4 separate regions of the Mus musculus genome follow, and all the other regions are linked to region 3. The links are chromatin loops, found by intact Hi-C in ENCODE. Cell type or tissue: left cerebral cortex. All regions are shown on one strand. Region 1 has its middle 150 kb from the start of Tmem74. Region 2 has its middle 170 kb from the start of Tmem74. Region 3 has its middle 39 kb from the start of Gm41316. Region 4 has its middle 110 kb from the start of Tmem74.

Evidence for each region. Hi-C counts contacts between places; a loop is a spot of excess contacts. Peaks named below come from ENCODE experiments on the same cell type or tissue, not always from the same donor. Only the 100,000 strongest peaks of a DNase experiment are listed, where the experiment ranks them.
Region 1: a loop joins it to region 3, with 12 times the contacts of the local background. A loop is called at or near these places in 2 of 42 quality-filtered maps.
Region 2: it touches region 3 in a loop (5-fold over the local background); 2 of 42 quality-filtered maps call a loop at or near these places.
Region 4: a loop joins it to region 3, with 2.6 times the contacts of the local background. A loop is called at or near these places in 7 of 42 quality-filtered maps.

What each region holds. Positions count from the first base shown.
Region 1 is chr15:43,714,331-43,722,330 of GRCm38, reverse strand. No RefSeq gene overlaps it. Among named protein-coding and RNA genes, the nearest start is that of Tmem74, 150 kb to the left of the region's middle. In left cerebral cortex, no CTCF peak of the experiment used is centred here; DNase peaks (open chromatin) are centred at 1,204 and 4,562; H3K27ac peaks cover 2,003 bases.
Region 2 is chr15:43,691,962-43,699,961 of GRCm38, reverse strand. No RefSeq gene overlaps it. Among named protein-coding and RNA genes, the nearest start is that of Tmem74, 170 kb to the left of the region's middle. In left cerebral cortex, no CTCF peak of the experiment used is centred here; DNase peaks (open chromatin) are centred at 3,724 and 4,304; H3K27ac peaks cover 1,985 bases.
Region 3 is chr15:43,537,961-43,545,960 of GRCm38, reverse strand. No RefSeq gene overlaps it. Among named protein-coding and RNA genes, the nearest start is that of Gm41316, 39 kb to the right of the region's middle. In left cerebral cortex, no CTCF peak of the experiment used is centred here; a DNase peak (open chromatin) is centred at 3,968.
Region 4 is chr15:43,755,371-43,763,370 of GRCm38, reverse strand. No RefSeq gene overlaps it. Among named protein-coding and RNA genes, the nearest start is that of Tmem74, 110 kb to the left of the region's middle. In left cerebral cortex, a CTCF peak has its summit at 4,883 (motif pointing right); a DNase peak (open chromatin) is centred at 4,942.

The sequences.
Region 1 (8,000 bases), 180 kb before region 3:
GGATGAAGTCTTGACTCTAAAAATGGATTAAGGAATAATAATAATAAAAAAAAGACATAGATGTTCCCCAAAACAATCAAGCTAGCTTGATTTTAAAGATGTTTTATTTTTTTAATTATGTGTTTGACTCTGTATCTGTAGATATATGTGCACATCAGTGTAGGCTCTAGCAGAGACAAATAGAGGTGCTTGCAACTGCTGGAGTTGAAGTTACAGGTAATTGTGGGCCACCTGATGTTGGTAATATTCCTTCTTCAATGCACTATGCACTGCTGAGCCATGTCTCCAGTACCTGTAGTGATTAATTAACTGTTAACCTTACTAAATTTATGGTCATATGGGGACAAATTCTTGATGGGTTGGGCTTGTTTGTGGGAGACTGTCTTGATTTTTAATTGATGTGGAAAGACAGCCCTCTGTGAGTGACACAATTCCCTAGGCAGTGGTTCCTGCATAAACTTGTTGGGAACAAGCACACTGGCAGCATGGATGCTTTTCTTTCTCTCTGCTCTTGGCTGTGTTCTTGTTATGTGTCAAGTTCCTTGAGTTTCTGCCTTGGCTTCTCTAAAACGGTGGGTGTACTGTGACCTGAATTTGTAAGCTAATGTAAATTCTTTCACCGAAGTAACAAAAGATCACCTTTCAAATTTACATTCAATTTTGTCCCACATTTTATGTAAGTCTTACAACTTATAGCTCCTTCTTAAAGGCTAGTTGAGTCTTCTCTCAGGCTTTTTCATTTTTTTCTTTCTTTCTTTAAATTGTCACCTTACTAGAGAAATAATATGAATAATATAATCCCAGTTTCATAATTTACCATACTGAAGTATATCAATATTATATTCCATCAAGTTCCATTAAATATTTCCATCTATTTCCAAATAAATGTCATTCTCTGCAGTAGGACTCTTTCAACAAGTATGGGTAGCTTCATTTGAGGTCCATGTCCCATCCTAGTGCATTTTAATTCATGTGTCAAATTCTCTAGATTGCTGTGTCACCTTCTCTAAATTTCATTCTTCTTTTTCTTTTTCTTTTTTCTTTCTTTCTTTTTTTTTTTTTTTTGCCACTTAGCTCGATGAGAGTCTAACAGAGTTTTTAAAATTTTATTTCAATGTGCTTTGAAAAAATAGAATAGGCCTGTAGCCAGAGTTACTTTACAGAGCTTGTTATACTGGCTAGAAACAGACTCAGCATTTGTCTAACACCTGATGACTCACTGGGTTCCACTAACTGGGATTTCAAAATGTTAATTCAATTGCCATATATGGTAGCTGTGAGGATTTCCTGTTAGATTTTTCAGAAATACTCATTGCATTGTGGTGGCTGTTTATTTTGAATAAATAAGGAAAAATATGAATAAATAAGGAATGTTTTCTTGCCCTGAGAAGCCATGTTGACAGCCCCATTTTAGAAATTTCTAAGGAAATCTGAATTTTACCTTTCTTTTAATTTTAGACCTCCAAGAAGAACCTGAGGTAAGAATTACAGTTCAAGTAATTTTCTAGGTATAGGCAACACTGAAGAAAATTGCATTTTAAAAAAAGAAGGAAGTACTAAAGATGTGCTATTGTGACACTTAGCACAGTATATTACCACAGGAAAATCTGGCATTAGTATAAAGCATGTGTGTCAGAATTACCTCAACCAAGAAGAGGAGGACTGATGTGGATCTCCACCAACTTCCAAATTATCTTAAGAACTTTTTCTTGCCGGGCATGGTGGTCCACGCCTTTAATCCCAGCACTTGGGAGGCAGAGGCAGGTGGATTTCTGAGTTCGAGGGCAGCCTGGTCTACAAAGTGAGTTCCAGGACAGCCAGGGCTATACAGAGAAACCCTGTCTCAAAACAAAACAAAACAAAACAAAAAGAACTTTTTCTTTCTCTTGGGGTGGGAATGATTAATTCTTCTCTGCTTCTGAGCCATGACTTTTCACAGTTGGGAGGAAGGGATTAATCCTTGGGTTCACCCCATGTGTAGAACTGACCATTGTCACTTGAGCAACACATAATATCAAGTCTTCAAGAAATTCATGCATTTGACATTCAGAAAACTATGGTTAGAGCTAGCATTCCTGGCAACACCTTAGTTCAAACGATAAATCTTGAAGGATTAATGAATATTTAAGTTTCCTCATACAGGCGTCAGGATTTAACTGAAAAGTCAAGTTGAGTCATGCAGTTCGAGCATTCATCTCTAACGAAAACATCGGAAAGTATTATTATACTATCTACCACAGTGACAACTGGAATGAATTCCCAACGAGAATTCTGGTATTTGTGCAAAAACACATTCCTCCAAAAAATTCCAACCAAGAGGACACTTAATTTAGTATTTTGTGAAAATGTTGGAAAATTTAAAAATATTTTAACCTACACATTGTCTTTAGAATACACACACACACACACACACACACACACAAGTGCATGCACACACTTATACAATAATAATTATAGGAAAAGAACTCATGAATTTGAGAGACAGTGACCGAGCACTAGAATTGAAGTATGAGGGAGGAGGAGGGGAAGTTAGGCAAAACAGTGTACTCATGATTGAAATTCTCAACATGAAGAACAGACCTAAACTTAAACCAAAGTAAAAGTATTACTTATAAACCAAATAATGTTCAAACATTCTGATAGCAGTACTCATCTATTAATTTAAAGTCTGACCAGAACAGTGGGCATGGGTATTTTCATCACAAATGGATTTGTCTAGACTTGGCATTTTTCCCACATTTCCAAGGTTTTATCATTGCCCTACACAAACTGCCCTTGCATTATGTGGTCTGGAGAATTTGCTTGAAGCCTGTTTGAAGTCTATCACTCAGGTGCTTTAGAGTTTTGCAGGTTTCTTGGTAACCTTTTTCAGCTGACTTCTCTTGGGCCACATTCTCTCTGGAATACTACTAGTTATCATTAAGTATGACTCTATTCACCTCTTAGCATTTTGAAGAGCTTTCTAAGAATGGGGCTTGTATTCAAAATAAGCCTTCTAATTTAACAATGTCAAGATGCTTCCAGTGTAGGCTATTATCCAACAGCCCAATATTATTAGGTCATGTGATAGTGAAGGCAGAAATGTGTATTTCTAGTAGCCACAGAGTATTCCATTTAGTTACCTGTTGTACCTGGTAAGAACATAAGATAAATATCATTCCTGAAATAAATTTCCAACCATGTGTGAATATAATAAAATGATTTCATGGGGCTGTTAGGTGAACTAGTGGATTCTTAACATACCATAATGTCTTGTGTTAGTTAGAGCATTATTTCTTCTGCCATGCCTTTTACAGTATAAGGTAGATCTCATAAGCTTGGTGTTACAGCACTTCTATAGGGCAGGCGTACCACAGCTTTCCATAATGCATAGTCCACAGCTATATTGTCCATTCAAAGATTTGGTCATAAAAGATAAATATGAGAATGTGTCTTTATAATTAACACTGGCAAAAAGGTTAGGGTTAACATTTTCTTTCTATCATTCTATGGGCTAAGGATGTATACTTCTAGAGCCACCCTTCAAACAGCTACAAGATCAACTGGATGAAATAACAAATTCCTTAAGCATCCAACCTGAATCATGAGTAGCTCTTTACAAATACTTGACTTTATTTTTTTTAATTATATAATTTAAGAGGAAACTGAACCCAAAAGATGATGACTGTCCAAGGACTTGAATGTATGTCCTTAGAATACTGCAATCATGATTTTCTATTTGCATTTCTGCTACATCAGGAACTAACTGTCTGTCATCAACTCTTTGAGCTAAATTATTTTTTTTTCCTTTGTGTCTTTTTGAAATTTTTCAGTTCCGTCCTCTGTGAACCAGAATTTGGAATCACTGTTTTGTGCTGAACTGAATTCAATCCTATTCATTCTCTATGATATGTCCCAACCAAAACAACAGCCTCGAAACACTTGACTACTGAGGCTAAAAGGCATGAAATTGTGGATTTTATGGGATGTGGTGACATTCAACATCTGAAGAATTTTGTGCACTGACCATTTTTCAGAAAATTCTGAAGAAGTAAGGAAGTTGAAATGCATCTCTTTGTATATTTTAATCCTTAGAATGGAAACACTATTATAACAAAGTTGACTGGCCATACAATCTACAAATAGCAAAGAACCTCCATCTCTATGTGAGTTTTGCACAGAACAGTTTCAAGGAGGCTGAAGAGTGTTCCTAGGTTCAACCTGACAGCCCCACAAAGCAACTCTACTGGTCCAGTATGCAGTATTCATCCATGATATAACTTTTCACAGAACAAGCCAACAAGTTGTTGACCCTGTCTCAAAACAAGAGTATATTATATTTTCCTAATTTTATAGACATCAAAGCAATAGATCTGGACAACTAAAGACATTTTGTATAACTTTATTTCAGTATTTGGTAATGTTTAGACATAGCCTCCAGTCCCTAGATGAAGTCATTCCCTACTGTTAGGAACTTTTTCTTTTTCCCTGCCCACTCCAAATGGGCTCACAGTTCTTTATTTAGCACCATAGAAGGGCTCATTTGCCAGCACTGCCTTCACTTTACTTGGCTTCAATTACACAAACTAACCGCACACCATTGGATGGCAGCTGCTGTAGCAATGTGCCTGCCCTTTCCAAATTCATGAGTGGAGATTTTCCACCCACTGTGTCAGGTACAGAAACTCAAAGAAGCATCAAAATTCTCTAGTGCAAAGAAGGAAGAATTCCAACATCATAGTCTTACTTCTAAAGTTAAGTTGTTTGGACCTACTGCCACATACAGAAGAATAATAAAACCTACCAGGGTTTTAACTGATTCATCACTCTGATCCTAGCAATATGCTAAATTCCTTGAACATATTATCTTAATTCATGCCTTATTTTGAAGGTAATCAATGTAAAAATTGTTTATTAAGTAATATATCAAACTCTTAGATAATCAAATGCATTCCTATCTTATGCTTTAAGTCATAAATGGTTTTAATTCAGTTGAGCTGTTGCTCTTCTCCTGTAGACTTGTGGTCCCTGTAGACTGTCAGCTCCCAGCTGCTGGGCAATACCAGTTACATATTTGTGGCCCACTAATCTCTCTCCACCCTGCCAGCTTCCCTGCTCCTGACCACAGAGTGACAACATCAGTTCTACCATGCCATGGAAAACAGGACTCAACATTTCATGAGAGCCAACCCATCGAAGAGTTTCTTGGGTTGTGAAAATCCTCTTAAGCATTTCCATATTTCATTAACCTCAGATTCACCTGCTTCTCTTTGGGTCTTAGGGGTCATTGACCATGAGAAAACTCTGAGTGCAACCACAAATAAAAAGTAGTGTGGTTGCCTTTGGCACAGGAGACTGTGTGAACCTGCAATGTGCTGGTACAGATCAATGGGCATATGGGGCCTAGGAGAATCCTAGTTTTAGGCTACCCTGAAAACCAAGGCATGTCAGGACTCTGAGTTGGTAGTGAAATTTTGCTTCTGCTCATAGAGCAGGTGGCTTGTCTTTTAAGGTAGTCTGAGATATTGACAGCCAAATATAGAAGAAACAACTTTCAGGAGTGAGTGCTGACCATCAGGGGTTTCTGATGACTTCAGCCTATTACAGCCACATTCAGCTAATGCAGCTAGGTACCCTCATCAGATGCCAGGTTGTTTACTGGATCAAAATTACTGCTTTGGTGAGACTGATGGGGCACCTTTTAAGTCTGATCTATCCAGCTGTTCCCTGGCAACAAACCCGTCATCTCACTGAGCATAGGCATGATATTCTAAACTTTTTTGTCTAGTGGGCTTCTTTCTTAACATGATCACTGGTCATTTTCTGGGACTCTGATCCAGCATAACTGGAGATGTTTAGTTATTTATTTATTTGTTTGTTTGTTTGTTTGTTTAATATGCAAAATTTTACAGATTGACTTTGTTTTCTTTGTGTTTGTTTGAGACAGTGTCCTATGTAGTCTAGCTGGACCTAGAACTTAATATATGGCCAAGGATAATCTTTGATAATCAAGGATAATGTTCCTCCTGCTTCTGACTTTAGAATGCTGGGATTACAGGTCTGGGCCAACATGACTGCCTCATTGATTTTCTTGTGAAGGCTAAGTTGGCCTGGAGTACCTGGGATACATCTCTTTTGATAATGATGCATCAACCTTATCATTTGCTTCTGGATACAGTTTGCTAGTGTTTTTATACAATTGATTATTCTTTCATTTGTCTGTGTTCATGAAGGGTATTGGTCTAAAATTCTCTTGTAATGCATTTAGTGTGAATTTCCTAGAAGTCTGTATACTAATAGTCTCTTTTAACCTTAAATATTAACAGAATTCCTCATAAAATCATTTGGGCTTGGAGTCATATGTGTTTGAAGTTTCCATGACATTTGGATGGATTCATTTGCTTTTAAGATTTTTTTCAAACTTCATCTTAAATCAATTTTAATAAATAGTGATTTTTTTCTTTTCACATTTTCACGTAAGATAAAACTATTACATTGAAGTCAGAAAAGACAGACAAAGAGAAGGAAAAGAGCACAAAAGAGTGGACAAGAATCAGAATCCTAATTGAATATGTTCTTATGAATTTCATAAAAGCACTAAATCAGAAGTTATTACATTTATACAGAGGATCTGCTACAGACCCCTGCAGCCCATTTGCATGTTACTTCAGGTTCTATGAGTTCATATGAGCTTTGCTCATGTTAACTTAGGGGGCTTTGTTTCCTTGTTATCCTCCATCCCTTATGGTTCTTATGTTTTTTTCAGCCTTCTCTTTGTCAGGGTTCCCTGCAATCTGAGGGGATTATTTGACAGTGACATCCCACTTACAAATGAGTGTTCTAAGGTATCTCACTCTGTGTAATACCTAGTTGTGGGCCTCTGTATTTGTTCCCATCTCCTTCAAGAGGAAGCTTCTCTGATGATGGTTGAACAAAGCACTAATCTCTAAGTAGAGTAGAAGAATATTACTAGCAATCATTTTATCACTATTCTTTATTCTCTTCTGTTCTCTTTTCTTCTGTTTCTTTTCTTTTAGAACAGTAGTACCTCTTTTCACCCTATGTCTCTAAGGTATCAAATTTCAGGTTCTTGATCACCTAAGCAGTGCTGTGTATGTGTTGCATCTTAAGGATTGGGCCATAAGTCAATTCAGTTATTGGTTGGTTACTTCTATAAAATGCTAGCCACCATTGCCCTAACATATCTTGCAGATAGTGGCTGACTTGGTTTTTGTGCTTTTCCTTTCATAGCATGCACACTACCTTCCTGTAATGAAGATGCTGGAACATAGGGGTGAAGTCTCTATGTAGGCACCATATAGACAACTCCATAGTCTGTGAGTTGTGCAGGTATTGTTTTCAGCAATGCGGCTTTACTGTCAATTTGTGAGAGTAACCTAAAGTCTTGGCAACAGAATGAATTGTTTGATTATTCCCATGGTCTCTCTTTCTATTGGGTTATTTTCTTTTTATTGGGTTATTCTCTAATAACTCAATTAGGTGTAACCCAACACCAGTTCTGGAAGCTTCATTTGCTGACAAGAGATGGCCAGTTGCGTCTCTGTTTCCCCCTGCCCCCTTTAATTGGTAATTTCATTTAACTTCATTCACATGTGTATTTTAGGGGGTTTCTACTGTATTAGGTTTCCTTTACAACCCCTCAAATGGCAATTAATTTTAGCTGTCTCTCCCCATATGTCCTTCCACTCCCCATTCTCAACTTCCCATCCCATTCTAGACCCAGAGATCCATCCATATACACCTACTCTATTTCCCTTTCCTAATGAGAACTATGTGTTCCCTCTAGTCTCTCATTCCATACCTAACCTCTATGGTTCTGTGGATTGTAGTTTGGTTATAATTGACTTAATAGCAAATATTTACATATGAGTGAATACATAACATATTTACTTTTCTGGGTATAGGATATCACACTCATGATTTTTTTCTCATTCACTCTATTGCTTATAAATTTCATGATGTCACTTTTGTTTGGCTTTTTGTTTGTTTGTTTGTTTGTT
Region 2 (8,000 bases), 150 kb before region 3:
TGGATTAAAGGCTAGTACTACCACCTCTGGACTTAAGGATTCCTTTTCCTGAACCTTGCTTCATACCAGGCTGGCCATAAACTCTGTTTCCTGGGATTAAAGGCATGACTATAGTCTAGCTGGATCAGCAAATCTAGAAGGACTTTGGATAGTATACCTTGTCAGAGCAACCATGTTGGTGGACTAGAATTTCTCTACACAGGAGAATCAAAGGAAGAAAGCGTTCTTGAAAAAGAAACTGAATGCAAGCTACCAATTGCCTTGGAAAACTTGAGCACAATAAAAACCAAAAAGTTGAGTATCTGATACAAGTGTGGATAAAATCCAGACACCTATCACTAGCTCTAGGTCGTGTCCATATCTTTTGTTTTGAAGGAAAAAATTGTCTTTTACTTGCTAAACATTAAATTACATGTTGATTTATGTTTTTTTTTTCTGTACTTTTTCTATATGCGTTCCTTCATGCTGGTTATTTTTACCAAGTATCCTTATGTTCACAGATCTTCCCCATCTTGGAAAAGTGAAAGTTAATTTTACCTACTGCTATTATCTAAATATCATCGGATCCCTCCTTTTTCTTTTATTGATTACCTTTCTTACATCAGAGACATTGATAGTGTAGGTATGATGCATTTATTATTTTTATTTCCCCTCTAATTATCCTTTTAGCTTCCAGTTTTCATTACTGAAATGCCAATTATCTCCAAAGTCATTAATAATTAACTAGTTATAAACCAGAAAAATCTTCTAGCCTTTATATTCAAGTTATCAGGTAAGGGTCATAATTTCAGATTTACCATTGACACTCAAATTATTTGCTTTACTAGAGACTAGAAAAGTACTAAATAAATAAATGAACCATGATTCAGATTGCTATCTGCCTAGCCTAGAGCTTTCCTCATCACCCAACTGGGAGTGTTTGTTTGTTTGCTTGCTTTTGCTTTTGCTTTTTATTTCTTTCTCATAATCATTATTCTGAGATTCATTTGCTATACCAGCTTTCCCTTCACAACTTTTGTTACTACACAACCAGCTCCTTTGTAATGTTGTAGATTTGACTTTGTAAACTCCCCCCTCATTTCTAATACATCCAGAAGATCTGGATTTACACTCACCTCTAAAGACAATGTGATATTAAAAGAGCAAATATGGCAAGTTCAAATGTGCATGGGTATGTTTATGCTTCTCCCCCTCCCCCCTTTTGTTATCTGTCTGCTGCTTCTTGGAGGGTTCCCATGCACCAAGCTTCAAAGATGTAACTGCTGAAAATAGTTAACTAACTTATATGATTTCATAGAATCCATGTCTTTCTTTGTACCCGGATAATCTGGTGCTTGTTGGGGTCTCTCTAAGACAGACATTACACTTAGAATTTACACAGCCTGTAGCCACCAGAAATGAGTCGCCAGCTGGCCATTCTGCTCTTGCAGCAATGGCTATGAATCTTCTCATTTTATTTCATCTTGTTCTCATTCAATACCTGGTCTTAGTGACTACCAGACTGTTGGTCCCTGGAATTTTAATTTATGGTGATTAAAGTCCACATCTCAAAATAATAGATCTTTCAATTCTCTAAGGACATTTTGTGTTATAGTTTGGTTTTACTTACCATGTAATTTGAACCATTCCTGGATGCTTCAGAGCATTTGCCAGCCAAAATTTCAGTATTCTGAAACTCAAACATAGCTCTAATATATTTGGCCAATACCTGAGCAAGCTACACCCAAGCCTGAGAAGAGTAGCACATACTTAATCAAGTGAATTCGTGTCTTTATTCTCAAGCTAACTGGGAGAGTCATGGACACTGATTCTGATTATCTTTTGGATGTCTCCATGGTTTAGCCCCATGCTTTGTGCTTGGTAGTTGGTAAATCTTTATAAAATGAAGCTGCCTAGAACTTACAGATTCAGTTTTTAACTGTGCCAAACACTCTCCTTCTAAACTGTAATGATTCAACATTTCCCTTATGTGTAAATCAGCATATTGATTGGAATTGTCTATAAAACAGTGTAACATTTAAATGTCTCAAGTGAATACTTTAAAATGATTTTTATGACTACTATATACTCATAAAACCCCAAAGAAAAAGGTTTTCATTTGTTATGAATTCTGAACCTAATTCCATTTTTATAATGATTTCTTTAGAAAAAAATCTAGAGTTTGAAGGGGCTTGATTTTTCATTTAAATTGAAACTGTGAACATTTTAAAATAGTAGACACTCATATGGTATTATAAGATTTGCTTTTCCTAAGGGAAAAAAAAATCAGAATTTCCCTTGTACATGTCTCTAGACTTAATTTTGTATTTTTCGATGTGTAGTTTGTTATCTACACTTTGAAATAGGACACACACATATGTAACCACGGAGATTCTATCTGAATTCTTCACTTTGCACTGGATGTGGTGAATATAATCAGAGTGCTATACATTTGTCTCTTCAGAATTGCAATGATTGTAAGAGTGGTTGCAACTCAACTCAAGAGAATCAGAAACTAGCAACCACAGGGAGAACAGCCTGTTTATGAAATGGAAATCCCCACTAGTGTAGAAAGCTGGGCATGATGACACATGCCTTTAATCCCAACAATCAGGAGGCAAAGAAAGGTGGATCTTTGAATTCGAGGCCACACTGTTCTACACTGCAAGTTCTAGGACAATCAGGTACAGAATACCTACCTCCCCAAGAAGTTGCTGCTAAGAGTTTGGGGCCAAAAAATCCTAATCTGAGAGTATCAGCATCCTAGGTTCAGCCCTATACATCAATTAATAAGATGAGTAGTGGTAAAAAGCAGAGGAAACTGATGTGATGAATGTGGAATGTAATGATGTAATGGAAGGTGAACAAAGAAAAGAGGTCTAGTGGCCACATCTTTGGGACATGCACGATAAATCAGTGTAAGGCAAAATATGATCTATTAGCTCACTATCTCAGCTCCAGTTACACAGGTAGTGAGAATAAATGATCATGCTGTCATGGCTTGAGGGTCATCGTCTTGTTTCTATAAGATAATAACTAGACAGAAAGACCAACAGAGTCAACTAAGCTAGATCCTTGGGGGCTCCTTGAGTATGAACCACCAACCAAAGTGCAAGCATGAACTGAACCTTGGCCTCTGCATAAATGTAGCAGATGTACAGCTTGCTCTTCATGAAGATTCCCCATCAAGTGGAGTAGCGACTGTTCCTGAATCTGTTGCCTTCCTTGGATCCTGTTTCTCTAACTGGGCTGCCTTGACTGGCCTCAATGAAAGAGGATGTGCCTTGTCCTGCAGTGACTGATGTACAAGTGGGGTGAGGGGTAGAAAAGGGGTGATGCAGGGTGGGGATACCCCTTCTTTCATGAGAAGGGGATGGGGGAATGAGAAAGGGACCTGTGAGAGCGGTGGACTTGGAAGAGAGGGGCAGCTGATATTGGGATGTAAAGTGGATAAAAATAAATTTAAGAAAATATTAAAAAGAAGATGATTCCTGCTCATAGGGGTTGTCCTGTGAGGTTTTGTGTTCCTGGAATATAGGATAACTGCAGGTATAGAACAAAGGCTCTTCTCTTCTGCCTTGAAAGAGAATGATGTAGGGTAAGTGTGATGGTTTAGAAGGTGTGGCCCTGTTGGAGTAGATGCAGCTTTGTTGGAGTACATGTGTCATTGTGGGTGTAGGCTTTAAGACTGTCATCTTCTCTGCCTGGAAACCAGTATTCTGTTAGCAGCCTTTAGATGAAGATATACAACTCTCAGTTCCTCCTGCACCATGTCTGCCTGGATGCTGCCATGTTCCATCCTTGAAGATAATGGACTGAACCTCTGAACCTGTAAGTCAGTCCAAATTGAATGTTGTTCCTATAAAAGTTGCCTTGGTCATGGTGTCTGTACATAGCAATAAAATCCTAACTAAGACAATAAGCATCGCCAGATTATAGATAGATAAACCCATTGAGGGATTAATAAACCTGTAAAGAGCTAAGTGGGAAACACAGCATAAGTGGAAAGATACTTGGTTTCCTTCTGCTTCCAGCTGCTATGAGGACACAAATGACTGCATGTTCCTCAGCCAGCAGCTTCTAAGCACTTGTGGAGAATGGGCTTGTGGAAAATATCATTGCCATGTGAGGAGACTGTTAGGTGACTAGTTATTTTCTCCCCTTCAGTTCTGAACTGAAGCACAATGGAGCAGTGCAAATGGAGATAAAAGGGTTGCAGCTGGAGAGCTGCAGAAATAAACTTCCCATGAAGCAAATGCACTCACCCACTCAGTCTGTGGGGGAAAGACAGTCCAATGCCTCCTCCAGCAACTTTTCACATGGTCTACCAGAGCGAATTCTCTGCAGACAGGCAGACAACTGGGAGTGGGAGGAATTACACTTGCCAGGTTTCCCTGGAAAACTTGCCAATCTTACAGTGACTCCACATCTCCAAGGAAGAGAGAGCAAACAGAAAGAAAGGGAAAATTTCCATTGAAAAGAAACAAAGAGTAGGATCCCCACCCCCATCAAAGCTGACAGGGAATCAGCCTACCCCTAACTGGGTCTGTCTGCTCTGCTCCGCAGAATAGTGTCTGAGGACCAGTGAAGCATAAGAGCAGATTTCCATGTAGGTGAGTTTTCAGGACTGTGCTTCAATTTCATTGTGCAACAACAGTTTTGTCTCTGTAATTCCACTTGCTTTAAGAGAATTTACTCCAAGCCAGGCATGGTGGCACACGCCTTTAATCCCAGCACTCAGGAGGCAGAGGCAGGCGAATTTCTGAGTTCAAGGCCAGCCTGGTCTACAAAGTGAGTTCCAGGGCAGTCAGGGCTATACAGAGAAACCCTGTCTCGAAAAATAAATAAATTAATTTAAAAAAAAAAGAAAAGAAAAAGAATTTACTCCCTCATTGATTACCAGAAGAAAAACACATTTTTTGAGTGATCTGACTGTGGGTTATTTTTTCAATTAATTAATTAATTTATTCACTTTACCTTCCAATATCAGCCCCCCTCCAAGTTCTTCCCTCCATTTCTCCCTCTACTTCTCCTCTAAGAAGGAGGAGGTGCTCTGGGTATCACATCCCCCTGGTACCAACAGAGTCAACAAACCTGAATGTTTAGGGGCTCCCAAATTCTGAATTACCAACCAAAGCCCCCCATATGTACCAAATATGTAGCTTGGTCTTCATATGGGTCCCCCAACAACTAGAAGGGGAGCAATCCTTGAATTTGTTGCCTGCCTGTAGATTCCATTCCCCTAACTGTGATGCCTTGCCTGGCCTCAGTGGGAGAGGATATCCCTAGTCCTTTAGTGACTGAAAAAGTCATTTTTTTTAAGGTTATATTCTTCTGGGAGAACGCAGACCATAAGCAAATCAAATGCTTATACAGAACTTTAGTGTGAGGGCCCAACTCACCAGCAAAGCAGATGCCACAACAGGATCCTTCTGCACACGTTTATTGGGAAAGCTTGATTGCAGAGGTGAAAAGACCCCGAGCCCAGAACTGGTGCTGCTTATATAGGCCTAGGAGATTGGTTATGCATTTACTACCTCATTTACATGTCTATATCCGATTGGTTATGCTCTCAGAACTTAACAGAACCTCATTAACATACCTCACTTACATATCTACACCTGATTGGTTATGCTCTCAGTACCTCACAGAACCTCATTAACATGCCTGGGCCAGGCAGTGACTCAGCAAAAAACTTTACTGCATATGTACACATTGGTTGTTTACCCAAACTTATGCATGGTGGCCAGCGGTAGGCAGCGCCACCTTGTAATGGCATATGTGGCTTCCCACACTTTAGGTGGTAGGAAGCACTAACAAAAAAAGAAAGATATAGAAAGATGTCAAACAATTTTGAATAGAGAGATTAGAAAGACTCTGAGAGAACAAAATGATTGAGCTGGAAATAAGGAAAGGACAACCCAGTCTAATACTCTTCTGGGTTTGATCTAAGGGAGATAGATGAGATACAACATAGGTCGAGAGGTTAAAGGGGAAATGGTAATCCAACAATCACAGATTTTTACAGGCAAGTGCAACGACATTGACTTTTATGAGAAGACAATGCAAATGTGTAGCAGAGAGTATAATCTTTATATTTTAGACAAAATTATTCTAGATACTGCCTTCAATTGTAGAATCACACTGGAGGAGAGGGTATAACTCTTGAGAACTAAAATCATACCAGCCAGACAGAAAGGTTATTGACTTTTCTACCAAGGATGACGACAAAATTGGAACCTAAAACAGATGTTGATGCTCAGTGTTATATTATATGGGAAATTTTTAGATGTCTTTGAGGACCTTTCTTGGTGCTTGGGTTGGCTTAATCTCAAGAGTCAGGATCCCAGACATGTCACACAAAGGCTCTAGAGTAAGTGGCCTCTAGAATATTTATCTCATAAATTCCAAGAATAAAATTCATGAACTTATGGTAAGAAGAAGCTCATCCATCCAGTTGGTCTAGCCTTGAGGTTCAAAGTATCTGGATTGGTCACATCCTCATATAGCTTCCAGAGAAGGGTAAGAGATAGCAAGGGACCAGGAGCCAGAATTCTCTTGAGCTATCACTGGCCTCTAGTACAGGTATTTTCAGAACAGCTGTTTTGGAGTCCATGAATTCCTGAACAGTTTTTATCTCATGTTCTCAACAATATGCCAGAAAATCTGGTTAAGAAAGACAAGATACCTGTGTGTGTGGATGGATTCATTTGTTTGTTTTGGAAATTATTTTTAATCCGTTTATCAAATGTATTGAGCATATCCCTCCCCATATCTGATGATTCCCCCATCTTACCCCTTTCATTGATCTCCTTTTCTCCCCAGTTCCACTTATACATTCATGTACACACATGACATTATGCATTTATTGCATCTAGAGCCCTCAAATGAGAGAAAACTTGCAATAGGAATCTTTCTGATCCAGACTTAATACATTTAATATTATGTCTTACAGTTGAGTTTTATAAAACCAAGTATAAATGGAAGAATCTGAGGGAAGGTTGTAGACACTGACAGACTTTACATATACAGAAAAAAAAGGGTGGATGTTGCCATGTGGACTTTTGTGTTCTAGGGTAGGGAGATGTTTGCATCAGGTGATCTCTATTTTCTAGTCAATCTTGAAGTAATTCCCCAAGAAGGAAAAGTTTATAAAGCTCTTAGTCATTATGAAATGGAAAGGTTATCAGACACTACTAAGATACCAGCCAGTCTTGAAGATTCTAATTTCTAAGTAATCCTAGTTTGTGGATATAAACAAAGTCTTGGTTTTACCATGTTTAGTACCTTACATGCTAAGAATGTTCCAGATTTCAAGCTTAGAATTTACTGCAGTGGTGTGGAAAATAGAAAATGTAGTAGAAATGAATGTTTCCAGTAAGGGTATCAGAGAATTGATAGCTATAGAATCCAAACTGAACCAAAAATTACCTAACAAAGGTAGTTAAAATTAATATTTTATAGTAAATCAGAGTACTATATTAGTAGATCTCAAATGAGCTATTTATTATGTAACAGAAATGATGATTTGTGACATCAAGATTTTTATTTGCACTAACCAAAGGAAGCTCTTATATACTATATAAAACACACAATACATAGGACATTTAATAAGAACAAACTTCATAGTAAAATGATCATGTTCCATGGTTGTGACATTTGATTTACCACTCTGACAAACTATCTTTATTTTGTGCATTCCACACTGGTTTTATTTGGTTCAAGCCAAAATCCCATGTGATTCTGTCTGTTGTTCTCTGGAATTTTTCAGCAGACATAGGCAGGATAAAATAATTGAGGTTGGTCAAGTCTCTTAACAAAGGATTGAATGTCCTCTTATGACATTCCAAAGAGATGATTTAGCTAAGTAGAATAAAGCACAAAAGAAGCTGTGGCCTTGACCAGAGAGTCTCTCTAGAGAGATTTGCATTATGTTGACTTGTTTCAAAGGAATACTCATTAAGGAGATATTGTAGGTACTGGAAAGATGGCTCAGTGGTTAAGAGTACTGACTGTTCTTC
Region 3 (8,000 bases):
ATGTGTGTAAAAACATGTGTGGTGTGTATGCATGTGATACATGTGTGTGTGATATGTGCATGTATGTGTGACATGTGTGTTATATGGTGCAGGTGTGTGTGTGTGTGTGTGTGTGTGTGTGTGTGTGTGTGTTATGTGCAGATGTTTTGCAGAGAAAATCCCTCAAGTGTAAGCAATCCTCTTGTTGCTCAAGACTTGTTTTGATCATGGCTATACAGATAAATTCAAGAAGTTGTGCAACGGGCACCTCAGGAGGTTGATGGTCTTATAGACTCTAATCCCACAATACTCCACACCATCATTCTTTTAGAAAGGAAAATAACACATCCTTCATGAAGAAACCGAGGTAGACAGTGAATTCTCTCCCTCATAATTTTTCTTACTAGTCTTTCAGATTTTATAATATGATATGCTCTGAACCTTTTAGTAAAACGAAGGTTTCTCATTTCAGCCTAACTGCTGCTAATCTATTCCAAATGTTAACAATGCAAGTAAGGTCTGGTAACCATCCCTGCACTGAGCTGATAATAGGAGTAGAGCTGATCACCATCTGGTTTGGTTCAGAGTAGAACTTGCAGCCTAATAGTGCAGAATTTGAGTTGGAAGTCCCTTGCATTTCATGAATGCCACAAACAGAATTTAAACAAATGGCACTCCCCAATAGACATGAGTCCATATTCATTGCTCTGTAGGTTTGCTAAATATGGAATATCATATTACTAATTTTAGCAAATTCTAGGCTATATAAACAGGCCCAAACCTCTTAACATAAATTATGCCAGAGCTATTTAATGATAATTTACATGGTGATGCCTTTTAGGAGTTATGACAGAAACCCATTTTAGAAATAAAAAGCAAAATTTAAAATTGTGTTTTTCTTGCATGCTTCTCTTCCCAATGCTGCTGTTGTAGATCTATAAAAAATATGTTCTACTGCACCACATCATGCATAAATTAGAAAATCTGATTTACCTACAACTACTAGTGATTTTTAAATGGGTTGTTGGTCCAGACTAGAAGTGTATCACCAGTCCTTTTCAATTACAAATAATTTCAGCAGCAATCTAGATTTATACAAAGGAATCTTTCTTCTAATTATATTAAATTATAACCAGATTCAAACTTGTCTAAGAGTTTGGGAGCTCAGACCATGGATATTTAATAATCAGATCCATGTTCATCATAGTCTCATTGTATTGCCAATACTTTGAATTATGCCTGGCACACAGTAAGCATCTCCTAAATGAATGAAGCCCGAGAGACCTATATGGAAATTAACAAGTGTTTGGACAACATTGTTCTACTTTCTTGAAATTTCTGCTCCTTAGCCAGGGACATTTTCAAAGTTAATCAGAGAATATAAAGTTTTTATAAGCCTGGATGGCCTAGGCCTTTACAAGTATAACATCTACACTGGCAAATTAGCCCTATTTCCTGCAGATTAATTACTCAATTATTTATGTATGTACTCCATCTCCAAACAAAAGCTCAAGTAGGAGAGATAGTCCTCCTTCACAAACTTATTTGCTGTGTGTTGACACATGTACAAATATCACCAGATGCTCTCTTTATCACAAGAAAACAAAAATTGTATAGGTACTTCTATGTCTAAAGGAAAAGAGCCTGAGAGAAGACACAAGAAACAGAGAGCCACTTGTTTATCCACTCAGGGATCCTATAAAAACACTAAAATAGAAACCGTAATATATATGCAAAGGATGTGATGCAGACCCTTGAAGGCCTTGTATATGCTGCTTCCATCTCTGTGAGTTCATACGTACTTTGGTCATATTGATTTACAAAGTATTGTTTTATCAGTATCCTTCATCCCCTTTGACTTTTATACTCTTTGACTCTTCTCTTCCACAGGGTTCCCTGAGTCTTGAGGGGAGGAATTTGATTTAGGACTGAGCATTCCAAGGCCTCTCATTCTTTGCATAGTTTTTGGTTGTGGGTCTCCGGTGATGGCGAGTAAGGAATTGAGCTATAGGCATAGCAGAATGTCATTAGGAATCATTTTATTGATACATATTTGCATAGAATAATTGTATTTCATTATTATTGTTTGTAGTGATAACTGTTTTTCATAGATTGAAAGGTCTGAATATAAGGCTGAATTTGCAAGACAAAATGTTAATCACCAAACATAGTTTTCTACATTTATTTTCAGGCAAATCCATGTTTAAAGGTACTAAAAGTGGTATAAATGTATCATTAAAGGCCTACCAATTTGCTATTTTAAGGTCATCCAATGAATTCTTCTTAGATTATTCTGAGAATCCTCTGAGATTAGGCAGTTCTTTAACTTCATTTTTATCCTATGCCTTTTAGCTGATCTCTCTGCTCAACAGAGCACCTCTCCTCTTCCAGCCAAAAGTCTCACGTCTGTAATGTCTGCTTTTCTTTTAACTGTATGCTTTTTTTTTTTTGATTTTTATAATTAAGCAAGGTTGAGGTCTAGCAGCAAACTTATTTCTCTGTTCTGTTTTCTTGCTTTTCTTTTCAAGTTTCCCATCCCCTCTTTTTCAGACTCTGCACATCACGTGTCAGGAGCCGGGTGTATATTTGCTTTGTCATCCACTAGACATAATTCTGTGGATGGGAGTGGTACCTCTGTAGCATATTATATCTTGTGCCAATAAATCCCCATGGTACCAGGAAAATCCTTGTGTACTGTGATGAAGGTGCCTTCTAAGATCCAAGAAAGGAAACACTATTCCACATCTACACCTAAGAGAAACTTCATGTACTTTGTTTTTCTTTACTATCTGACAGCTCTGCACTTTTAGAAGTGAAGCAGAGTTGGATCTGCTTAATGTGTGGAAAGAAGGCAGAGATACTCAACAGGGTAAGTTTTCACTCCCATCCCCACCCCCACATCATTGCTGACCTCACCTGTTCACAGCAGTATGATAGAAAGTTAACACAGTGATTCAAGAATATTGTACACATTCTAAACTCTCACTGTGCCCCAAATCTCAGGACAGATCTTTTAAAGACTCAATTCTAAAATTCTAAAATTGAGTTTCTTGATAAGAATCTACTTGTCCATGGTGATTGGAAATGGGTTAGAATGAGAAGTGATATCACTCTACTTGAAAAGTAAAGTCAAATATGTATAATGTAATCTTGGAAATACATGTGCCCTTTGCCTGCTCCATTCTCAAAAGCTACTGATTAAAAAAAAAAATACTTGTCTCCCCTGTAGGGTTGCAGACCCCTTCAGCTCCTAGCATACTTTCTCTAGCTCCTCCATTGGGGGCCCTGTGTTCCATCCAATAGATGACTGTGAGCATCCACTTCTGTATTTGCCAAACACTGGCATATAGCCTCACAAGAACCAGTACCCCCAGAACTCGTGTCTCTAGCTGCATATGTAGCAGAGGATGGTTTAGTCAGCCACCATTGGGAGGAGAGGCCCTTGGTCTTGCGAAGATTATATGCCCCAGTACAGGGGAATGCCAGGGCCAGGAAGCGGGAGTGGGTGGGTTGGGGAGTATGGCGGGGGGGAAGGTATAGGGGACTTTCAGGATAGCATTTGAAATGTAAATGAGGAAAATATCTAATAATAAAAAAGAAAAGAAAAAAAATACTCGTCACTGCTAAACATTCCCTTTCCCTCAGGACTCCCCGACTCAAGTGCAGCATTCTGCTTGAAGCCGAGTTATAACAACCTTAGTAAATTATCTTCTGGAACTCAGTAAATGTGTACAAGCATAGGTTTGATGGTTGAAGCTTTAAAAATGTGTGCGTGTGTGACAAAAATAAATAAATGGAGACACTAGCTTATATTCCCAGTCTACAAAAATAATTCAGATCTTGTTTTATCATTTGCTCTTAAAAAATAAATGTCTGGTAAGCAGAAGGCAATATTTAGTATAGTAATGAATGGCCTCCTTGCCTCATTTCCAAATGCAAGCCTGCTGTGGAACAATTGTGTCTAACTTCTTCCCACCTCTTGCATATGGGCCAGTCTTGTTTTTCCAAAGGATATTTTCATCCATGGTTCCACTACAGTGCTGCTAATTTTGTTCATTTCGTTGCTAAAAAGGTTTAGCAATTTTGTTGAGCCTCAGCAATGTTTTAAATCTTACATACAACTGTGTGCTAAGTGGATAAAGTAATGTCATCGTTTATAGATGTGCCAAAAAAAGATGCTCATTTTTTTTTTGGTTTCATGCTAAGCTATTTGACAGTGTTATGAATCAAGATAATATTCACAAATAGAAATTCTAAGTGTTAGTTTTCAGCACCCATTCAGGTAGCATGTATGGTGATTTCCTCACCATAATGGCAAAGCTGAATAATTGTGGAAAGACTTTTAGGCTCACACACACTAAGCTATTTTCTATATAGGACTGCATTTGATCTGCATCACAATGCATTCTATAAACTACAGGCAGGCTTTTGAATTTTCCCCTACAAATCGACCCTTAGAAGAATGCAGAAGAGGAACACAGGCTCAGTTCAGCACTACAAAAATCACGATTGTTCACTGTTCATCCTCAGAACAAAACTAACAAAATTTGCAATATCCAAACCTGTCTTCAGTCTCTGCCTGACTCACTGAGTCGATGCCAAAAGGTGCTGCACACAAAGTATGTAGGGTCTTTTCGCATTTGATGACTGGAAAGTAAACTGAGGAACAGATAGGCCACTGTCTCCATGCATTCAAAGGATTTTTGAAACATGAACATATACAAGCTGTGTTAATGAGATTTTTCTTCACTATGACATAACATCTGACACAAACAACTCAAAGAAATTATTTTGGCCCCCAGTTGCAGGGGTCTCTATTCACAGTCCCTGACTCATTTCTCTGCAGTTTTACTGAGACAGTACATCATGGCAGAAGGGCACAGTACAGGAAAACGTCTCACACTTTGGCAGCTCAGGAACCAAGAGAATACCCTATGCCAGTGAGTTCTTTCTGTCCATTTTATTCCCTCTGGGTTCCCAACCTATTAATGTCAGTTCCATTCAAGGTGCCCCCTGCCCCACCTCAGACAATACTCTCCAGAAACTTACTTGCAAACACACAGAGGTAAACTTTACTTAGTCTCTCAATCCAGTCCAGTTGACACCAATCCATCATAAGTCAACTTGATATAAAAAAAAAATTCTGCTGCCAAAGTCCTTAGTACATCTAATAATGTACTAGGTTAATCTTCAAGAGGACCTAGAATCATAACAATTCCATTATTGTTCAAAAGTGCAAGTGCAGAGCCTCCTCTGAGAAATCAAGGGAAGCTAGTACATCTATACACCCTGCAAAATTTAAAAAGGTAGTTAAATGATTCCCACATACAATGACATTGAGGAAATATCCCCATCCCAAGAAGGATAGCTAGAATAGGAGGGTGAATTAGACAAAATCAAGACTACAACAGAGGCCAAATATTACATTCTGTAGCCCCACGTTAACAAGTGACTCAGTGGGTAAAGACACCTGTCTCCAAAACTCACCTGAGTCCAATCCACAAAACACATGACAGAAGAAAAAATTCTTACAAGTTGTCTTCTGCTCTCCAATTCAAGCTCATTTCCCTGTACACAAAGCAGAGAAATATACTAAAAACATTTTAGAAAGCAACACCAAAGTCTGTACCTTCATGTCCAGTATGGGAGCGTGTGGTTGAATGATATAGGCTGCTATTGGCAAGCCAGGTGACCTCATTCCTGTGCTGCCTGCCTGCTGCTTAGAGCGCTCCTTCCCAGATATTACATGTGTCTCAAGCATTGGAATTGCAGTTATGTACCATCATGTGTAGCTTTTTAAAAACATAAATGCTAGGCATCCAAACTGAGATCCTTGTGCATCTTTGCCAGCCATTCCTAGAACCTCACTCAACTCAGCTTTTAGCTCAACATTTCTATCAGCATTTGGCTTTCTGAGCTCTCTGCTTATAGAATTTAAGGTGAATCTTAATTTTTCTAAACTGTTGCCACAAACCACCTCAGAGGCTTCTGAACTGCATGGTTATACTATCACCGCAAGACCCTACTTCTTACATTAGGTGTCTATGCTAAGTAGACTCTTTGCCATTGTGACAAAATATTTGACAGAAATAAAGGTTCATTTTGGTTTAAAGATTTCAATCTAAGGGACCTTTCCTCTGTGTTTCCTGACCTTGGTGATATAACACTTGTACTGCAGGAAAGCCTTTTAGCTTGTGACAGCTAGGTTGGCTTTTCCTGTCAGCTTGACACAAGTAGCCTTACCTGGAAACAGAAACCTCAACTGAGAAATTGAGCCTTACAAATCCAGTCCTGAACTTCCTGCTCTCCTCTCTCCGAATTCAAATTTTCTTAAACTATTATTTAGGAATTTTCCAGTCACCAGGAAATAGACAATCATGATCTCACAGGAAGACAGTTGCATTTGTCTTAAAATAGACATGAAAGCTAATTTATAAATTCTCATTTACAAATGAAACACTCCACTAACTTGTAAGGACTGCATTTCAAGAAATGTTCAACATCCTTAGCCAGTAGGGAAGAGCAAATCAAACCTATTTTGAGATTCCATCTTACATTTGTCAGAATGGCTAGGAGCACTAATACAAATGACACCTTATGCTGGTAAGGATGTGGTGCAAGAATATTCCTTCATTGTTGGTGAGAGTGGAAACTCATCTAGCCACTATAGAAATCAATATGACTGTTCCTCAGAAAACTGGGAATCTACCTAACTCAAAACTTAGTAATACCACACTTAGACATAAACCTAAAAGATGTCCTGTTCTACCATGTGGACATTTCTCATCTATGTTCAGGATTCATAATAGCCAGAAACTTGAAACAACCCTCAAGCAACTAATAGATAAAGAAAATGTGGCACATTTACACAATGGAGTATTACTCGTCTGCTAGGAAAACATGACGTCGTGAAATTAGCATGTAAATGGAAGGAATTAGAAAAAAAATTTATCTTGAGTGAGGCAACCCAGACATAGAATGATAAACACAATATGTATTGAATTAGAATTGGATATTTGCTATTAGTACAGGATAGTCATACTACAATCCACAGACCCAGAGAAGTTATATAAAGAGCAGAGGTCTAGGAGGGAGGCACAGAATTTTCTGGGAAGGAGAACTAGAATAGATTTTGTGGATGAACTAGGAGTAGGAGGGTATAGGAACAAGAGAGATCATCGTGGGGTAGGTGGGATGGAGGGAGAGCCCACAGGGAGAGACAACTGGAATAGGTGAATATTTAGGGGGTGATGTAGAAACCTAGTGCAGTGGAAACTTCCTGGAGTTTATCAGGGTGACCCTAGAGAGGACTCCTAGTAATGGAGGATATGGAGCCTGAACTGGCCATCTTCTGTAGCCAGGTTAGGTTATCAGTGGTGGGACTGGGACACCAACCTATGAACCAGTACTGCTTGCAATAAATGCACTGGGACAATGGTGGCTCTGAGCTTGTGGGAGTAGCCAACCAATAACTGGTCTAACTGGAAGTCCAACCACTAGAGGAAGCTCATGCCTGACCCTGCCTGGATGGCCAGGATTCAGAAGCTGGATGGCTCAGAGATCAAAGGTAGAACCAAACACAGTTGGCAAAAATAAATATGTATGTCCGTACACATGTACGCAGGGATGCTTGTATCTATGTCATAGATGGGTGCCTAGTGATCATCAGAGAGGCTTCCACTAGTAGTTGGTGTAAGCAGGAATAGGGACCCATGGACAAACATTAGGTGGAGCTCCAGGAACACTTGAAGAAGAGAGGGAGAAAGGATTGTAGGAGCCAGCATGGTCAGGAACACCAGGAAAACATGGGCCACAGAATCAATTAAGCAGGGCTCAAAAGTGGCTCACAAAGACTAAAGCTGCAACAACAGAGATGGTATGGGTCTGCATTAGACCCTTTGCATACATGATGTGGTTGGGGGGGTTGCTGGGACTCCAAACAGTGGAAGTATTGCTATTTTGATATCAGTGAAGAACATCAGCTGTAGTAGCAATGATGAGATAGTTGTGATTATCAGTGA
Region 4 (8,000 bases), 220 kb before region 3:
TTTTTATTACGTATTTTCCTCAATTACATTTCCAATGCTAACCCAAAAGTCCCCCATACACTCCCCCGCACTTCCCTACCCACCCATTCCCATTTTTTGGCCCTGGAGTTCCCCTGTACTGGGGCATATAAAGTTTGCATGTCCAATAGGCCTCTCTTTCCAGTGATGGCCGACTAGGCCATCTTTTGATACATATGCAGCTAGTGTCAAGAGCTCCTGGGTATTGGTTAGTTCATAATGTTGCACCTACAGGGCTGCAGATCTCTTTAGCTCCTTGGTTGCTTTCTCTAGCTCCTCCATTAGGGGCCCTGTGATCCATCCAATAGCTGACTGTGAGCATCCACTTATGTGTTTGCTAGGTCCTGGCCTAGTCTCACAAGAGACAGCTATATCAGGGTCCTTTCAGCAAACGCTTCCTAGTGTATGCAATGGTGTCATCATTTGGAGGCTAATTATGGGATGGATCCCTGGATATGGCAGTCTCTAGATGGTCCATCCTTTTGTCTCAGCTCCAAACTTTGGCTCTGTAACTCCTTCCATGGGTGATTGTTTCCAATTCTAAGAAGGGGCAAAGAGTCCACACTTTAGTCTTCATTCTTCAGTTTCATGTGTTTTGCAAATTATATCTTGTATCTCGCTATACTAAGTTTCTGGGTTAATATCCACTTATCAGTGAGTACATATCATTTGAGTTCTTTTGTGATTGTGTTACCTCACTCAGGATGAGTCTAACCATTTGCCTAGGAATTTCATAAATTCATTCTTTTTAATAGCTGAGTAGTATTCCATTATGTAAATGTACCACATTTTCTGTATCCATTCCTCTGTTGAGGGGCATCTGGGTTCTTTCCAGCTTCTGGCTATTATAAATAAGGCTGCTATGGACATAGTGGAGCATGTGTCCTTCTTACTGGTTGGGACATCTTCTGGATATATGCCCAGGAGAGGTATTGCAGGATCCTCCTGTAGTACTATGTCCAATTTTCTGAGGAACCGCCAGACTGATTTCCAGAGTGGTTGTACAAGCTTGCAATCCCACCAACAATGGAGGAGTGTTCCTCTTTCTCCACATCCAGCCAGCATCTGCTATCACCTGAATTTTTTATCTTAGCCATTCTGACTGGTGTGAGATGGAATCTCAGGGTTGTTTTGATTTGCATTTCTCTGATGATTAAGGATGTTGAACATTTTTTCAGGTGCTTCTCAGCCATTCGGTATTCCTCAGGTGAGAATTCTTTGTTTAGCTCTGAGCCCCATTTTTTAATGGGATTATTTGATTTTCTGGAGTCCACCCTCTTGAGTTCTTTATATATATTGAATATTAGTCCCCTATCTGATTTAGGATAGGTAAAGATCCTTTCCCAATCTGTTGGTGGCCTTTTTGCCTTATTGATGGTGTCTTTTGCCTTGCAAAAGCTTTGCAGTTTTATGAGGTCCCATTTGTCAATCCTCGATCTTAAAGCACAAGCCATTGCTGTTCTATTCAGGAATTTTTCCCCTGTGCCCATATCTTTGAGGCTTTTCCCCACTTTCTCCTCTATAAGTTTCAGTGTCTCTGGTTTTAGGTAGAGTTCCTTGATCCACTTAGATTTGACCTTAGTACAAGGAGTTAGGAATTGATCAATTCGCATTCTTCTACATGATAACCACCAGTTGTGCCAGCACAATTTGTTGAAAATGCTGTCTTTCTTCCACTGGATGGTTTTAGCTCCCTTGTCGAAGATCAAGTGACCATAGGTGTGTGGGTTCATTTCTGGGTCTTCAATTCTATTCCATTGGTCTACTTGTCTGTCACTATACCAGTACCATGCAGTTTTTATCACAATTGCTCTGTAGTACAGCTTTAGGTCCGGCATGGTGATTCCACCACTGGTTCTTTTATCTTTGAGAAGAGTTTTTGCTATCCTAGGTTTTTTGTTATTCCAGATGAATTTGCAGATTCCCCTTTCTAATCCGTTGAAGAATTGAGTTGAAATTTTTATGGGGATTGCATTGAATCTGTAGATTGCTTTTGGCAAGATAGCCATTTTTACAATGTTGATCCTGCCAATCCATGAGCATGGGAGATCTTTCCATCTTCTGAGATCTTCTTTAATTTCTTTCTTCAGAGACTTGAAGTTCTTATCATACAGATCTTTCACTTCCTTAGAGTCACGCCAAGGTATTTTATATTATTTGTGACTATTGAGAATGGTGTTGTTTCCCTAATTTCTTTCTCAGCCTGTTTATTCTTTGTGTAGAGAAAGGCCATTGACTTGTTTGAGTTAATTTTATATCCAGCTACTTCATTGAGGCTGTTTATCAGGTTTAGGAGTTCTCTGGTGGAATTTTTAGGGTCACTTATATATACTATCATATCATCTGCAAAAAGTGATATTTTGACTTCATCTTTTCCAATTTGTATCCCCTTGATCTCCTTTTGTTGTCGAATTGCTCTGGCTAGGACTTTAAGGACTATGTTGAAGAGGTAGGGAGAGAGTGGACAGCCTTGTCTAGTCCCTGATTTTAGTGGGATTGCTTCCAGCTTCTTACCATTTACTTTGATGTTGGCTACTGGTTTGCTGTAGATTGCTTTTATCATGTTTAGGTATGGGCGTTGAATTCCTGATCTTTCCAAGACTTTTATCATGAATGGGTGTTGGATCTTGTCAAATGCTTTCTCCGCATCTAATGAGATGTTCATGTGGTTTTTGTCTTTGTGTTGAGGAATACCGAATGGCTGAAAAGCACCTGAAAAAATGCTCAGCATCCTTAATCATCAGAGAAATGCAAATCAAAACAACCCCGAGATTCCATCTCCCACCAGTCAGAATGGCTAAGATAAAAAATTCAGGTGACAGCAGATGCTGGCTGGATGTGGAGAAAGAGGAACACTCCTTCATTGTTGGTGGGATTGCAAGCTTGTACAACCACTCTGGAAATCAGTCTGGCGGTTCCCAGAAAATTGGACATAGTACTACCGGAGAATCCTGCAATACCTCTCCTGGGCATATATCCAGAAGATGTCCCAACCAGTAAGAAGGACACATGCTCCACTATGTTCATAGCAGCCTTATTTATAATAGCCAGAAGCTGGAAAGAACCCAGATGCCTCCCAACAGAGGAATGGATACAAAAAATGTGGTACATTTACACAATGGGGTACGACTCAGCTATTAAAAAGAATGAATTTGTGAAATTCCTAGGCAAATGGTTGGACCTAGAGGGCATCATCCTGTGTGAGATAACACAGTCACAAAAGAACTCAAATGATATGTACTCACTGATAAGTGGATATCAACCCAGAAACTTAGTATAGCGAGATATAAGAGACAATTTGTAAAACACATGAAACTGAAGAAGAATGAAGACCAAAGTGTGGACACTTTGCCCCTTCTTAGAATTGGAAACAATCACCCATGGAAGGAGTTACAGAGACAAAGTTTGGAGCTGAGACAAAAGGATGGATCATCTAGAGACTGCCATATCCAGGGATCCATCCCATAATTAGCCTCCAAATGATGACACCATTTCATACACTAGGAAGCGTTTGCTGAAAGGACCCTGATATAGCTGTCTCTTGTGAGACTAGGCTGGGGCCTAGCAAACACGTAAGTGGATGCTCACAGTCAGCTATTGGATGGATCACGGGGCCCCCAATGGAGGAGATAGAGAAAGCAATCAAGGAGCTAAAGAGATCTGCAACCCTGTAGGTGCAACAACATTATGAACTAACCAGTACCCAGGAGCTCTTGACTCTAGCTGCATATGTATCAAAAGATGGCCTGGTAAGCCATCACTGGAAAGAGAGGCCCATTGGACATGCAAACTTTATATGCCCCAGTACAGGGGAACACCAGAGCCAAAAAGTGGGAATAGGTGGGTAGGGGAGTTGAGGGTATGGGGGACTTTTGGGTTAGCATTGGAAATGTAATTGAGGAAAATACATAATAAAAAAAAAGATTCCATACCACAAGGACAAAAAAAAAATAAAAAGAGTGTTATGAATACCTGATTGAAATTTGGCATTGTGCTCCTTTTATTTCATAAGGGACCTTGAAAACCTGGACAGTAAGAAACCAGTTCCTTTAGACAGCCTTCCTCCATCCCTTTCAGTCTGAGATGGGTGAGTCCTTCCAGACACAGAAGGTCTCTGTTGGAGGGTGTCATCAAAGTGCTGTCTCTAATCATTGACTTGCATTTTTATCTTCTGAATGGGTACAGACGAGTCCAGCTCTTCGTGGTTATTGTATTCATGGCATCTTAGCACATAGTGGATGATTGATGACTGTTTGCTAAAGGATTATCTTTAGTGGAATAGAATATTAAATCTGTTCTTATAGACCAAATGTTCTCTTAAACTCTCTTGCCTGGAAATCTGCAGACTATGATCTCTCTCTCTCTCTCTCTCTCTCTCTCTCTCTCTCTCTCTCTCTCTCTCTTCTCTTAAACTCTCTTGCCTGGAAATCTGCAGACTATGATCTCTCTTTCTCTCTCTCTCTCTCTCTCTCTCTCTCTCTCTCTCTCTCTCTCTCTTTCTTCTCTTAAACTCTCTTGCCTGGAAATCTGCAGACTATGATCTCTCTCTCTCTCTCTCTCTCTCTCTCTCTCTCTCTCTCTCTCTCTCTCTCACACACACACACACACACACACACACACACACACACACACACACAAACAATAAGAATATCTGTAATCCTGGCTCTGGTCTAGTGAATTTGGAAAATGTATCATAGGTCATGGTGGTTCCTTCTATGCTTCCTTGTTGCTGATATCTTCAGTTCTCAGATATAGACAAGCAGGTGGAGCTTTTCAAGCATAGAACTCTTTTTTGGTTAAATAATAAAATTTAACCTCTGTCCCCAATTTTACAAACACAGGAACTGTTAATGTCTTTGGTATTTTTGCCAATGATCCAGAAGGGGGCAGCATTTATTCACAGTAACGAAACTTAGCAACCCTTTCAAAGTCTTCAAAGCTAGACAAAATGGCCAATTAAACAGTTGGTGTATTTATATACGTCAAGAACAGAGAAAAGTGTGGGTATCCTAGCATCCACTTTGCTGTATAGGCATCTCATGAAAAAATAACATATAGCTCCATGAAAGAAAATCACTCACGACTGAATCCTTGATGCTGGGCACAGTTTTTAGTACATATTGGTGCTCAAAACATTCATTATTTATAAATACTACAGGTATAATGCATTGACAGAATCATTCCACAACACAAATGTAAACTAGAACAACCCATGTGTGGATCTCTTTTTACTCAGCACTGTTTTCATGGACCTAACTCAGTTCTGTATATATGCAGCTCCAACTCATATATTTACTTAACAAATATGCTGAACACCTGACATATAGTTTTTTTAAAAAAAAAAACATGATCTACTCTTCTTAACAAAATATACACCATCAACTGGATCCTGGAATAAGGGTTAAATTGGAGTTGAACTGTACTTTCATGTGTACCATGTGATAGATTTCATGGCAGAAATGAGTCTAATTAATACTAGACACATCAGGGAGTAAAAATGACGATTTGGGATCAGATGATCTACCTGTTCAGCTACTTTTAAATGTTACTACCTATGTCACCTTCCTCCCAGTAAAGGTTGATTGTAACCCACCTTCTCAGGTAGAGATAAGGATGAGAGGGTTTGCTACCGTTCCAATGTTGCACAGCTGAGCACTCACAGGTTTACTTCTATCCAGTCTTCTCCCGAGGGTTCCACAGCCCTTTGTGTAGTATCAGCCCCATCCACTCACCATCTATAACAGTTTTCACAAAGACTCAATCTTTAGAACTATTTTAGGCTCAAAGCAAATGTAAACTTATCAGTTCATTCAGGAACTAATATATAATTTGGCATTATGTAAACTCTTAGTATCACACCCCTATAGAATGAAATAGATCTCCCCTCTTTTATCCTATAAGACTTTAACAATCTTGTTCTTTATATTTAGTTATAAATCCATATTTTATTCAAAAAAATTGAAGATCTCTACCTGATATTCTCTCTGATTCCTCTGTCTCTCTCTGTGTCTCTCTGTGTCTATCTATCTATCTATCTATCTATCTATCTATCTATCTATCATCTTTCTCCTTCCCTCTCCCTCTTCCCTCTATCTCTCCTTTTCACTCTTTCCTTCCTCTATACCTGTCTCTTCTATTTTCCTTTCTCTCTTCCTCTCTCTGTTTCTTAAACTATCAAGCAGTTCTTCCAACATTTGTCAAAAAAAAGACAAAGTTTTCTCAGTCTCATTGACTTTCTTCCATTAAGTCACTGCATTTTAATATATCTATTTGAGACTATTTGTTACTGATCTACTTGGTTATATTTTGGCCAATAATTACAGCTTTATTTTGAGTCTTCAAGTTATATGATATAAATGGTTCAGCTATATAGTTCTTCTTTCCTCTTGTATTGGTTATTCTTGATTTTTGCCCCACACAGAACTATAGAATCATTATTTTTAGTATTCCATAGAATAACTTCTGGCATTTTAACTGGATTTTTGTAGAGTGGTTGCATTGGGAAATCTTGCCAACTTTGAGTATTCTGTCTATGAAAATAGAATATCCCCTATTTTTCCTCTTTAATTTGTCTCATAATTTTGCAGGTTACCTTAAATAGATATCATACACATTTTGTTATATTTGTACCTATCTAATTTTGATAGGGGTATACATATAGACATATATTGTATTTTGTATTTTAAATTTTAGTTTTTCATTGCTAATATTTAGAAAATGATTTGCTTTGTAGCCTGATCTTATATCTTGGCACTCTTGTATAGTAGTTTATTAGTTCCAATGGGTTTATTTTCTCATTTTTTCAGATTTCCTAGATGGCTAATCATGTCATCTGTGAACAAGAGAAATTCTATTTCGTTTTTCTTGATCTTCCCTTCTTAATTCCCTTCCATGCCCTGTTTCATTTCCTAAGATTTCTAGTATGATGCAGAAAGGAGTTGCGAACAGAGAACATTTTGTCCTGATCTTCGCAAATAATCTTCTAAATTCCTTTAGATGCTAATGTTAGTTGTACAGTTGTCTTTGTAGGTGTTTTCTATCATATTTAGTAAGTTTTCTCTGGTTTTCTGGGAGTTGTTTTTTTTGTTTTTGTTTTTTTTAAACTGTGAATTGATACAGGATTTTGTCATCTACTCTTTCTGCTTCTATTATGATTACGTGATTTCTTCTTTAGCTTATTGTTATCTTATTGATTTTTCACATGTTGATTCAGAGCTGATAAAATGGCTCAGCTGGTAAAAAGCATTTGCCATCAAGCCCAGCAACTTAAGTTAAATATTCAGGATCAACATGGTAGATAAAGAGGAGGACTCCTATAAGTTGCCTTGTGATTTCCATACATAAACTAAGTCATGAAACACACACACACACACACACACACACACACACACACACACACACAGAGTAACATTTTTTTAAGGTTCACTCAGGAGCTGGAGTGATAGCTTGGTGGTTAGCAGCTATTCTTCCAGAGGACCAGCATTCAATTCCCTGCACCCATATGGCAGCTCACAACTGTCGGTAACTCCAGTTCAAGGGGACTCTACAACCTTAGAAAAACATGAATGCAGGCAAAACACCAATGCACTAAAAAAAAAAATTATAAAAAAAGGTTAACTCGACTTAGCATACCTGGAATAAATCGGATTTTGAAGGGAAGGTGAGGGGAGAGGAAGAGGGAGGGGTAGGAAAAGGAAGAGCTGAGGGGAGAGGACAGGGGAGTTTAAGGGAAAGGAGAGAGGAGGGGAGGGCAGGGGAGGGGAGGAGAGGAGAGGAGAGGAGAGGAGAGGAGAGGAGAGGAGAGGAGAGGAGAGGAGAGGAGAGGAGAGGAGAGGAGAGGAGAGGAGAATCAGTGGTGATTCTGGGAACAAAGGGCAGTGGCTAGCTAGAGATTTATAAGAAGAGCCCAGATCTTGCCCAGCTTGTCTGGGAACATTTTCTCTTTGAGGGTGATTTGTTAAGGTCAGACTTTCCAGAGAGTC